2 separate regions of the Homo sapiens genome follow, and region 1 is linked to region 2. A link is a contact called in ENCODE Hi-C or POLR2A ChIA-PET data. All regions are on one chromosome and are shown on one strand. The core of a region is the stretch at or near the end of the contact, and the rest is flanking DNA. Distances in the headings are between cores, read along the strand shown.

Region 1 (4,830 bases), core at 888-3,387, 220 kb after region 2:
GGGAGGACTGTTTGAACCCATGAGTTCGAGACCAGCCTGGGCAACATAGGGAGACTCCATCTCTACAAAAAATGAAAAAATTAGCTGGGTCTGATGGCACACACCTGTAGTCCCAGTTACTCGGGAGGCTGAGGTGGGAGGATTGCTTGAGCCCAGGAGTTTGAGGCTGCAGTGAGCTATGATCGTGCCACTGGACTCCAGCCCGGATGATAGGGCAAGACCCTATCTCTAAAAAAAATAAAGAAATTGGAACCCTCATATGTTGTTGGGGGAATTGTAAAATTATGTAGTCCTCAATGTGGAAAACAGTTGGTTCCTCAAAAGGTTAGACATAGAGTTACCATGTGATCCAGGGATTCCACTCCCATGTGGCCCAAGAGAAATGCAAATGTATGCAAATGTTCGTAATAGTTTTGTTTTGTTTTGAGACAGGCTCTCACTCTGTTGCCCAGGCTGAGTGCAGTGGTGTTATCATGGCTCACTACAGCCTCGACCTCCCGGGGTCACGCGATCCTCCCACCTCAGCTTCCTGGGTAGCTGGGACTACAGACACACATTGCCATGCCTAGCTAACTTTTTGTAGAAACAAGGTCTCACTGTGTTGCCCAGGCTGTTCTCAGATTCCTGGGGTTCTAGAGATCCGCAGCCTCAGCCTCCCAAAATGCTGAGATTACAATCCCACATCATCATACCTGGCCCCATAATATTTATTACTCCTAGTAGACTAAAACGGAAAACAATGTAACTATCCATTAATTAGTGAATGGATTACAAACTATGGTCCATCCATACAGTGTAATACAGTTCAGCAATTTAAAAAACAAATACTAATATAACAGCACGCAGGAATCTCAAATACATCACGCTAAGGGAAAGTAGCCAAGCCGGGCGCAGTGGCTCACGCCTGTAATCCCAGCACTTTGGGAGGCTAAGGCGGGCGGATCACGAGGTCAGGAGATCGAGACCAGCCTGACACACATGGTAAAACCCCGTCTCTACTAACAATACAAAAATTAGCGGGGCGTGGTGTCATGCGCCTGTAATCCCAAATACTCAGGACGCTGAGACAGGAGAATTGCTTGAACCTGGGAGGCGGAGTTCGCAGTGAGCCGAGATCGCACCATTGCACTTCAGCCTAAGTAACAGAGCGAGAATCTGTCTCAAAAAAAAAAAAAAAAGGAAAGAAAAAAGAAAGTAGCCAGACACTAAACTCCACACACCCTATCATTTCATTTGTAAGAACTGTCAAGAAAAGGCAAACCAATAAACTCAGAAAGCAGATCGGGCCGGTGCTGTGACTCACGCCTATAATCCCAGCACTTTGGGAGGCCAAGGCTGGCAGATTACGTGAGGTCAGGAGTTCGAGACCAGCGTGGCAAACATGGTGAAACCCCATCTCTACTAAAAATACAAAAAATTAGCCGGAGTGCAGTGGCATGATCACAGCTCACAGCAGCCCTTGACCTCCTGGACACAAGCAATCCTCCCTCCTGCCTCAACATCCTGAGTAGCTGGGACTACAGGCGCGTGCCACTACACCTGGCTAATTTTTTATTTTTATCTTTTTTAGAGATGGGGTCTCGCCAGGTTGCCCAGGCTGGTCTGGATCTCCTGGCCTCAAGTGATCCTCCCGCCTCTGCCTCCCAAAGTGCTGGGATTCCAGGCGTGAATCACCGCGCCCGGCCTGACGCAAAGTTCTAAAGCTGGATGAGCTGGATGGTGGCGACGGCTTCACAACTTTGTAGATTTACTAAAAATAACGGAGTCGTCAGCTTAAAAGTGGCGAACACTATGGTATGTAAATGAAGGCTCAATAAAGTTGTTACAAATCAACAAACCAAAACTTGAAAACCCTGGCGCCCCTGAGACCATCCTGCTCTTCTCCCCAGCTATGAAGCGACCCGCGCAGGACCATGCTCCAATAGACCCCAGACAGGGAAACTGAGGCGCGGGACCATCCTGCAGCGGCCCAACCAGCTCAGCCCCGGAGAAGGCCCCATTTCCCCGTATCCCCCTCGCGAGCCCGGACGCCCAGCTAGGTCACCTCCCCACCAGCCCTGCCGACCTCTTCCCACGCCGTCCATTCGCAGAGGCAGCCGCCACATTCACGCCTGAAGGAGCGGTTGCCCTGGGCAACAGAGCCAGAGCAGAAGAGACTACATCTCCCGGGAAGCACCGCGCCCCGCAGACCAATGGCGCCCCGAATCACAATCGCGGGGTGTCATGGGAGCGGTAGTTCCGGGGCGGGCCCAACGTGCCCCGCGCCGCAGCGACCAATGGGACCCTCAGGTCATAATCGCGAGTTGTGACGGGAGTTGTAGTTTCGGGACGCGCCTGAAGAGCCGCAGAGAGAGCTGGGAGCTAAGGGGTGGCGGCGACCGGAAGCGCAGTGCACACCCCCATGGCCCGGGCTTTGGTCCAGCTCTGGGCCATATGCATGCTGCGAGTGGCGCTGGCTACCGTCTATTTCCAAGAGGAATTTCTAGACGGAGGTGAAGGGGCCACGCCCGTGGTGGCGGAGGTGTAAGCTCCCCCATCTCCGCCCCCTAAGGCTGGCCAGAGTCGCCACGGGGTCCACGGCAGCGAACCCTCGAATCCTCGAGGGTCCCCTTCACCCTTCCCTTAGCCCAAATTAACCATTATCACCTCTAACCGGTGTTATTTCCCCTTCCCCACAGAGCATTGGAGAAACCGATGGTTGCAGTCCACCAATGACTCCCGATTTGGGCATTTTAGACTTTCGTCGGGCAAGTTTTATGGTCATAAAGAGAAAGATAAAGGTTAGTGTAGAATCAGGACCAAATTGAGCCTAATGTTACATTTCCATAGCAACCTCTCTAGGTAGTTGTGGCACAGCCAAAACGCTTTTATTCCCGTTTTACAGATGAAGACATTAAGGCAAAGGTAGAACTTAAGGGGCTCCTTTCCTTGTTTTTTTGTTTCTTCTCTCCTTTTTTTTTTTTTTTTTTTTTGAGACGGAGCCTTGCTCTGTTGCCCAGGCTGGAGTGCAGTGGCGCGATTTCGGCTCACTGCAACTTCCACCTCCCGGGTTCAAGCAATTCTCCTGCCTCAGCCTCCCGAGTAGCTGAGACTACAGGCGCGCGCCACCATGACCGGCTAATTTTTGTACTTTTAGTAGAGACAGGGTCCACGTTGGCCAGGCTGGTCTCGAACTCCTGACCTCATGATCCACCCACCTTGGCCTCCCAAAGTGCTGGGATTACAGGCATGAGCCACAACATCCAGCCTCCTCTCTCCTTTCTTTATTGCCAAAGATTCCTTTTTTTTTTTTTTTTTTTTTTTGGTAGTAGGAGTCTCGCTCTGTCGCCTAGGCTAGAGTGCAGTGGCACGATCTTGGCTCACTCAAACCTCCGTCTCCCGGGTTCAAGTGATTCTCTTGCTTCAGGCTTCTGAGGAGCTGCGATTACAAGCGTGCGCCACCATGCCCTGCTAATTTTTTTAGAGACAGAGTTTCACCACATTGCCCAGGCTGGACTCAAACTCCTGGCCTTAAGTAATCCACCTGCCTCGGCCTCCTAAAGTGCTGGGATTATAGGCGTGAGCCATGGTGCTTGGCCTATTATCATTATTATTACTTTTATTGGTATTAGGTCCCCTGAAGTCCAAGGAGACATATTCAGCTTATTTGGTATAATAAAATCATACTTGAAGCACTGTCAAATATGCAATGGTATTTAACCTTCTTTGGATTATATTTATATGAATGTGTTATTAGTAGGCATTACCAAAATTGCCCCTCTTAATAGACACTAGTCAAGTGCATTTGAGGATCAAGGGCCATGCCCCTCAGAAGGAAAAGGTTAGTGGGTACTTTTTCTCATTTTAATTTTCGTATTAAAAAGAAAAATAGGCCAGGCGCGGTGGCTCATGCCTGTAATCCCAGCACTTTGGGAGGCCTTAGGCGAGCGGATCATGAGGTCAGGAGTTCAAAACCAGTCTGGCCAATACGGTGACACCCTGTCTCTACTAAAAATACAAAAATTAGCTGGGTGTGGTGGCTCATGCCTGTAGTCCCAGCTACTCGGGAGGCTGAGGCAGAAGAATCACTTGAACCCGGGAGGCAGAGGTTGCAGTGAGCAGAGATCATGCCCCTGCACTCCAGCCTCAGTGACAGAGTGAGACTCCATCTCAAAAAAAAAGAAAAATATGGTCAGGCACGGTGGCTCACGCCTGTAATCCCAGCATGTTGGGAGGCCAAGGCAGGCGGATTACTTGAAGTCAGGAGTTTGAGACCAGCCTGGTCACCATGGTGAAACCCTGTCTCCACAAAAATACAAAAAAGTTAGCCAAGTGTGGTGGCGCACAACTATAATCCCAGCTAATTGGGAGGCTGAGGCAGAAGAATCGTTTGTACCCAGGAGGCAGAGGTTGCAGTGAACTGAGATTGTACCACTGCACTCCAGCCTGGGTGACAGAATGAGACTCCATTTCAAAAAATAAAAGAAAAAAATACAGAGATAAACATTACATCTTGTCGCCTGCACATTCTTCAGGGTACAACACAATGAGCTTTTACTTTTGTACAGGCAGGTCAAGATAAGGCAAGCGAATCACTTGAGGTTGAGACCAGCCCGGCCAACATGGCGAAACTCCGTCTCTATTAAAAATACAAAAATTAGCTGGGCATGGTGGCACACATCTATAATCTCACCTACTTCAGAGGCTGAGGCAGGAGAATCACTTGAACCCAGGAGGCGGAGGTTGCAGGGAGCCAAGATCATGCCACTGCACTCCAGCCTGGATAACCGAGCAAGACTCTGTCTCAAGAAAAAAAATATATATATATACAAATATTAGCCGAGCATGGTG
Region 2 (4,692 bases), core at 66-2,565:
AAAGTATCCCTAGGCTGGGTGCAGTGGCTCACACCTCTAATCCCAGCACTTTGAGAGGCCAAAACAGGCAGATTACTTGAGGCCAGGAGTTCGAGACCAGCCTGGCCAACATGGCGAAACCCCATCTCTACTAAAAATACAAAAATTAGCTGGCGCGGTGGCATGTACCTGTAATCCCAGCTACTCGGAAGCCTGAGGCAGGAGAATCGCTTGAACCCGGGAAGCAGAGGTTGCAGTGAGCCGAGATCGTGCCACTGCGCTCCAGCCTGGGCAACAGAGCAAGGCTCCATCTCAAAAAGAAAAAGTCTCGGCCAGGTGCGGTGGCTCACGCCTGTAATCCCAGCACTTTGGGAAGCCGAGGAGGGCAGATCATGAGGTCAGGAGATCGAGACCATCCTGGCTAACACGGTGAAACCCCGTCTCTACTAAAAATACAAAAAATTAGCCGGGCATGTGGCGGACACCTGTAGTCCCAGCTACTCAGGAGGCTGAGGCAGGAGAATGGTGTGAACCTGGGAGGCAGAGCTTGCAGTAACTGAGATCACGCCACTGCACTCCAGCCTAGTGACAGAGCGAGACTCCGTCTCAAAAAAAAAAAAGTCTCCCTAGACATTGCAATGTCCCCTAGGGGGCAGAATTCCCCTTACTCGAGAACCCCCTAGTCTAATGCATTTAGCTTATTTCAACCTCAGGGCCTTTGCACGTCCTGTACTTTAGTGCTCTATGCTGCATCTGTTCATGTTGTTCACATTTTAGCTTCAATGCTACCTCCTCCTGAGAGGCTGTCTCTGACCATCCCATTGCGTAGTGACCCCTTAAGTCACTCCCAATGCCATCGCCTTATTTTAATTTTCTGCATGGTACTCACCAACAGCTGATATGTTTCTACATGTTATTGTTTGTCTGTCCCACGAGAAAGTGAATTCCATGAGCCCAAGGATCTTGTCTGGTAAGGCTGGCGTGCCTGGCACATAGTAGGTGCTCAGTAAATTATCATCACAACAGCTTCCTCCACAACTGTTTCTCTTTCTGGACTTCTGTTTGTTGCTGAAGAAGACAGCTGAGCAGGACTGGGCTTCCCCAGTAAGGACAGAGGCCCTTTGCAGTGTCAGCGTTCTGGCTGTCCTGGGGGCTCCAGCCTCTCTTTAGCCTTTGCTGGTAGTTGAACGACCAATTTAGACTCCTCTGGGGAAATAGGTTAGAGAGGACAGTTTCCTGGCCTCGGCGCCACCCGGAAGACAAGCCCCTGGCTATCCTAGTAACTTTCGTCTTAGGTATTTTATGGGTCTCTCCTTGCCCAATTCTCCCAGCAACTGGGATAATGAAAGCGATTGTTTGCACTAGGGCACCAGCTTAGCCGGGCATTCAGCCCAGACTTAGTGGTTAACTATTGTGTGCCAGGCTGATACGGCTCCTCGTAAAAGATGCCATTTGCTGACAGTCTAGGAGGTGCAGTTGGTTGGCATTTGGCATTAGCAGTCCACATTATTACCCCAAGAGACAGACATTATGATCCTGTTTCACAGATGAAGAAAACAAGATGCAGAAAGGTGAAGTCCCTTGCCTGTGACGCTTCACTACTCTGCACTTGAATTTTCTCACTAACTTCCTGTGTTGGTGAGACAATGAAAAGCATTTATATAGAGAGTGAGACTAACACTACACCTACATCACAGGAAGGGCCCGTGAGATGTTAGCCATGATTAATTACCATTAAAACTCCAAGACCGGGCACGGTGGCTCATGCCTGTAATCCCAGCACTTTGGGAGGCCGAGGCAGGCGGATCACCTGAGGTCAGGCATTCAAGACCAGACTGGCCAATATGGTGAGACCCCTATCTCTACTAAAAATAGAAAAATTAGCTGGGCGTGGTGACGCATGCCTGTAATCCCAGCTACTTGGGAGGCTGAGGCACAAGAATTGTTTGAACCTGGGAGTTGGAGGTTGCAATGAGCCGAGATCCTGCCACTGCACTGCAGCCTGGGCGACAGAGCAAGACTTTGTCTCAAAAACTCACAAATCACCCGGGCATGGTGGCTCACGCTAGTAATCCCAGCACTTTGGGAGGCCAAGGCAGGCAGATCACGAGGTCAGGAGATCAAGACCATCCTGGCTAACACGGTGAAACCCCGTCTCTACAAAAAAAACAAAACAAAACAAAACAAAAAATTAGCTGGGCGTGGTGGTTTGCACCTGTAGTCCCAGCTACTCAGGAAGCTGAGGCAGGAGAATGGCATGAACCCGGGAGGTGGAGCTTGCAGTGAGCCGAGATCGCACCACTGCACTCCAGCCTGGGTGACAGAGCGAGACTTTGTCTCAAAAACTCACAAGTCACCCAGGCATGGTGGCTCACGCCAGTAATCCCAGCACTTTGGGAGGCCAAGGCAGGCAGATCACGAGGTCAGGAGATCAAGACCATCCTGGCTAACATGGTGAAACCCTGTCTCTACATAAAAAACAAAAAACAAAAAACAAAAAATTAGCTGGGCGTGGTGGTTTGCACCTGTAGTCCCAGCTACTCAGGAAGCTGAGGCAGGAGAATGGCATGAACCTGGGAGGTGGAGCTTGCAGTGAGCCGAGATTGCGCCACTGCACTCCAGCCTGGGCGACAGAGCAAGCCTCCATCTCAAAGAAAAAGTAATAATAATAGTGTTACTATATTTTCAGGGATAGAAGTTTCAGATACTTGGTCAGGCGCGGTGGCTCATGCCTGTAATCCCAGCACTTTGGGAGGCCGAGGTGGGCAAATCACCTGAGGTCAGGAATTTGAGACCAGCTTGGCCAATATGGTGAGACCCCATCTCTACTAAAAACAAAAATTAGCCAGGCATGGTGGCAGGTGCCTGTAATCCCAGCTACTTGGGAGGCTGAGGCAGGAGGATCACTTAAACCTGGGAGGCAGAGGTTGCAGTGAGCAGAGATTACGCCATTGCACTCCAGCCTGGACGACAGAGCCACACTACACTCCATCTCACAAAAAAAAAAAAAAAAGAAGTTTCAGGTGCTGCCAGGCACAGTGGCATGCTCCTGTAGTCCCAGCTACTGGGGAAGCCAAGGTGGGAGGATCACTCAAGGCCAGGAGTTCAAGACCAGCCTGGGCAACATAGTGAGACCCTCATCTCTACAACAACAACAATAACAAAAAATTAGCTGGGCGTGGTGGTGTGTGCCTGTAGTCCCAACTACTCGGGAGGTTGAGGTGGGAGGATTACTTGAGCCCAGAAAGTCAAGGCTGCAGTGAGATATGATTGCCTCACTGCACTCTAGCCTGGGCAACAGAGCAAAACCCTGTCTCTTTAAAACAAAAAAAGAAAAAGAAAAGAAAAGAAGTTTTAGGGGCTGAAATTTTAGGAAACATACTGTCTCCAATACTCCAAGCAATCTGGGGGCTTCAATTTACTATCCCAGTTCATTGATGATGAAAACAGGCTTCCAGACCAACGTGATGAAACCCTGTCTCTACTAAAAATACAAAAATTAGCTGGGCGTGGTGGTGAGCACCTGTAATCCCAGCTACTCGAGAGGCTGAGGCAGGAGAATCGCATGAACCCGGAAGGCGGAGGTTGCAGTGAGCCGAGATCACGCCATTGCACTCCAGCCTGGGTGACAAAGTGAGACTGCGTTTAAAAAAAAAAAGAAGAAGAAAGAAAATAGGCTTCAAAGAAGTTAAACAATTTCCCAAGTTTCCTTGGCAAGGAAGTGAGCTAACAGCCAAATTCGGATATGATTCCAAAACTCCACAGTTATTGGCTAAACTGGAATCTACAGATATTAAAAAATTATTGGCAAAGTTTTTGCAGTGTGACAATGGTATTGCGGTGAGGTTTTTGTTTTTATTTTTGTTTTTGTTTTCGAGACAGTTTTGCTCTTGTCATCCAGGCTGGAGTGCAATGGCATGATCTTGGCTTACTGCAACCTCCGCCTCCCACGTTCAAGCAATTCTCCTGTCTCACCCTCCCGAGTAGCTGGGATTAGAGGCACCTGCCACCACACCTGGCTAATATTTTGTATTTTTAGTAGAGACGGGGTTTCACCATGTTGTCCAGGCTGGTCTGGAACTCCTGACCTCAGGTGATGCACCCGCCTCGGCCTCCCAAAGTGCTGGGATTACAGGCATGAGCCACCATGCCCAGACTGGTTAGGCTTTTAAAGAGTCTGGGCCAGGTGCAGTGCCTCATGCCTGTTATCCCAGCAGTTTGGGAGGCCAAGGCAGGAGGATCACTTAAGCTCAGGAGTTCAAGACCAGACTGGCCAACATATTGAGACTCCATTTTTACAAAAAATTAAAAAATTAACTAGACATGGTGCATGTGCCAGTGGTCCCTGCTACTCTGAGGTGGAAGGATCACTTGAACCTGGGAAGTTGAGGCTGCAATGAGTCGTGATCACGCCACTGTGCTCCAGCTTGGGCAACAGAGTGAGACCCTGTCTCAAAAAAAAAAAAAAAAGAGTGTGTATGTTTTAGAGACATATAACAAAATATTTATGGAATGATAAGATAGCTGAGATTTGCTTCAAAATAATACCTGACAGGAAGGCAAATGGGATGGGGGCGGGGTTGGCGAGGTTGAGTAGGGGGTGATGGTGGTTAGGGTGGGCTGCGGTTCATTATACTATTCTGCCTACTTTAGTGAGTGTTTTAAATTCCCTATCAGAATATGCTTCAATTTTGTACTCTTAAAAAATAGTGG

Evidence for each region. A loop is a pair of places that touch in the nucleus more often than their neighbours do. ChIA-PET counts read pairs that join two places held with the same protein, here RNA polymerase II (POLR2A). Pooled maps may share reads with other maps.
Region 1: a pooled map shows a loop between it and region 2 (4-fold over the local background). The contact joins the promoter of C19orf44 here to the promoter of NWD1 in region 2. A Hi-C loop is called at or near these places in 2 of 50 pooled maps. POLR2A ChIA-PET finds 5 or more read pairs at or near these places in 3 of 52 experiments (AG04449 and activated T-cell).

The regions. Positions count from the first base shown.
Region 1 is chr19:16,493,701-16,498,530 of GRCh38, reverse strand. C19orf44 (chromosome 19 open reading frame 44) reads right to left here and starts at 2,137. Exons shown (of 9, transcript NM_032207.4): 1 at 2,066-2,137. It overlaps CALR3 (calreticulin 3), which reads left to right and starts at 2,364. Exons shown (of 9, transcript NM_145046.5): 1 at 2,364-2,492; 2 at 2,679-2,780. The coding sequence starts at 2,402. RefSeq lists enhancers at 2,035-2,464, 2,099-2,599, 2,600-3,100.
Region 2 is chr19:16,716,470-16,721,161 of GRCh38, reverse strand. NWD1 (NACHT and WD repeat domain containing 1) reads right to left here and starts at 1,315. Exons shown (of 19, transcript NM_001007525.5): 1 at 869-1,315.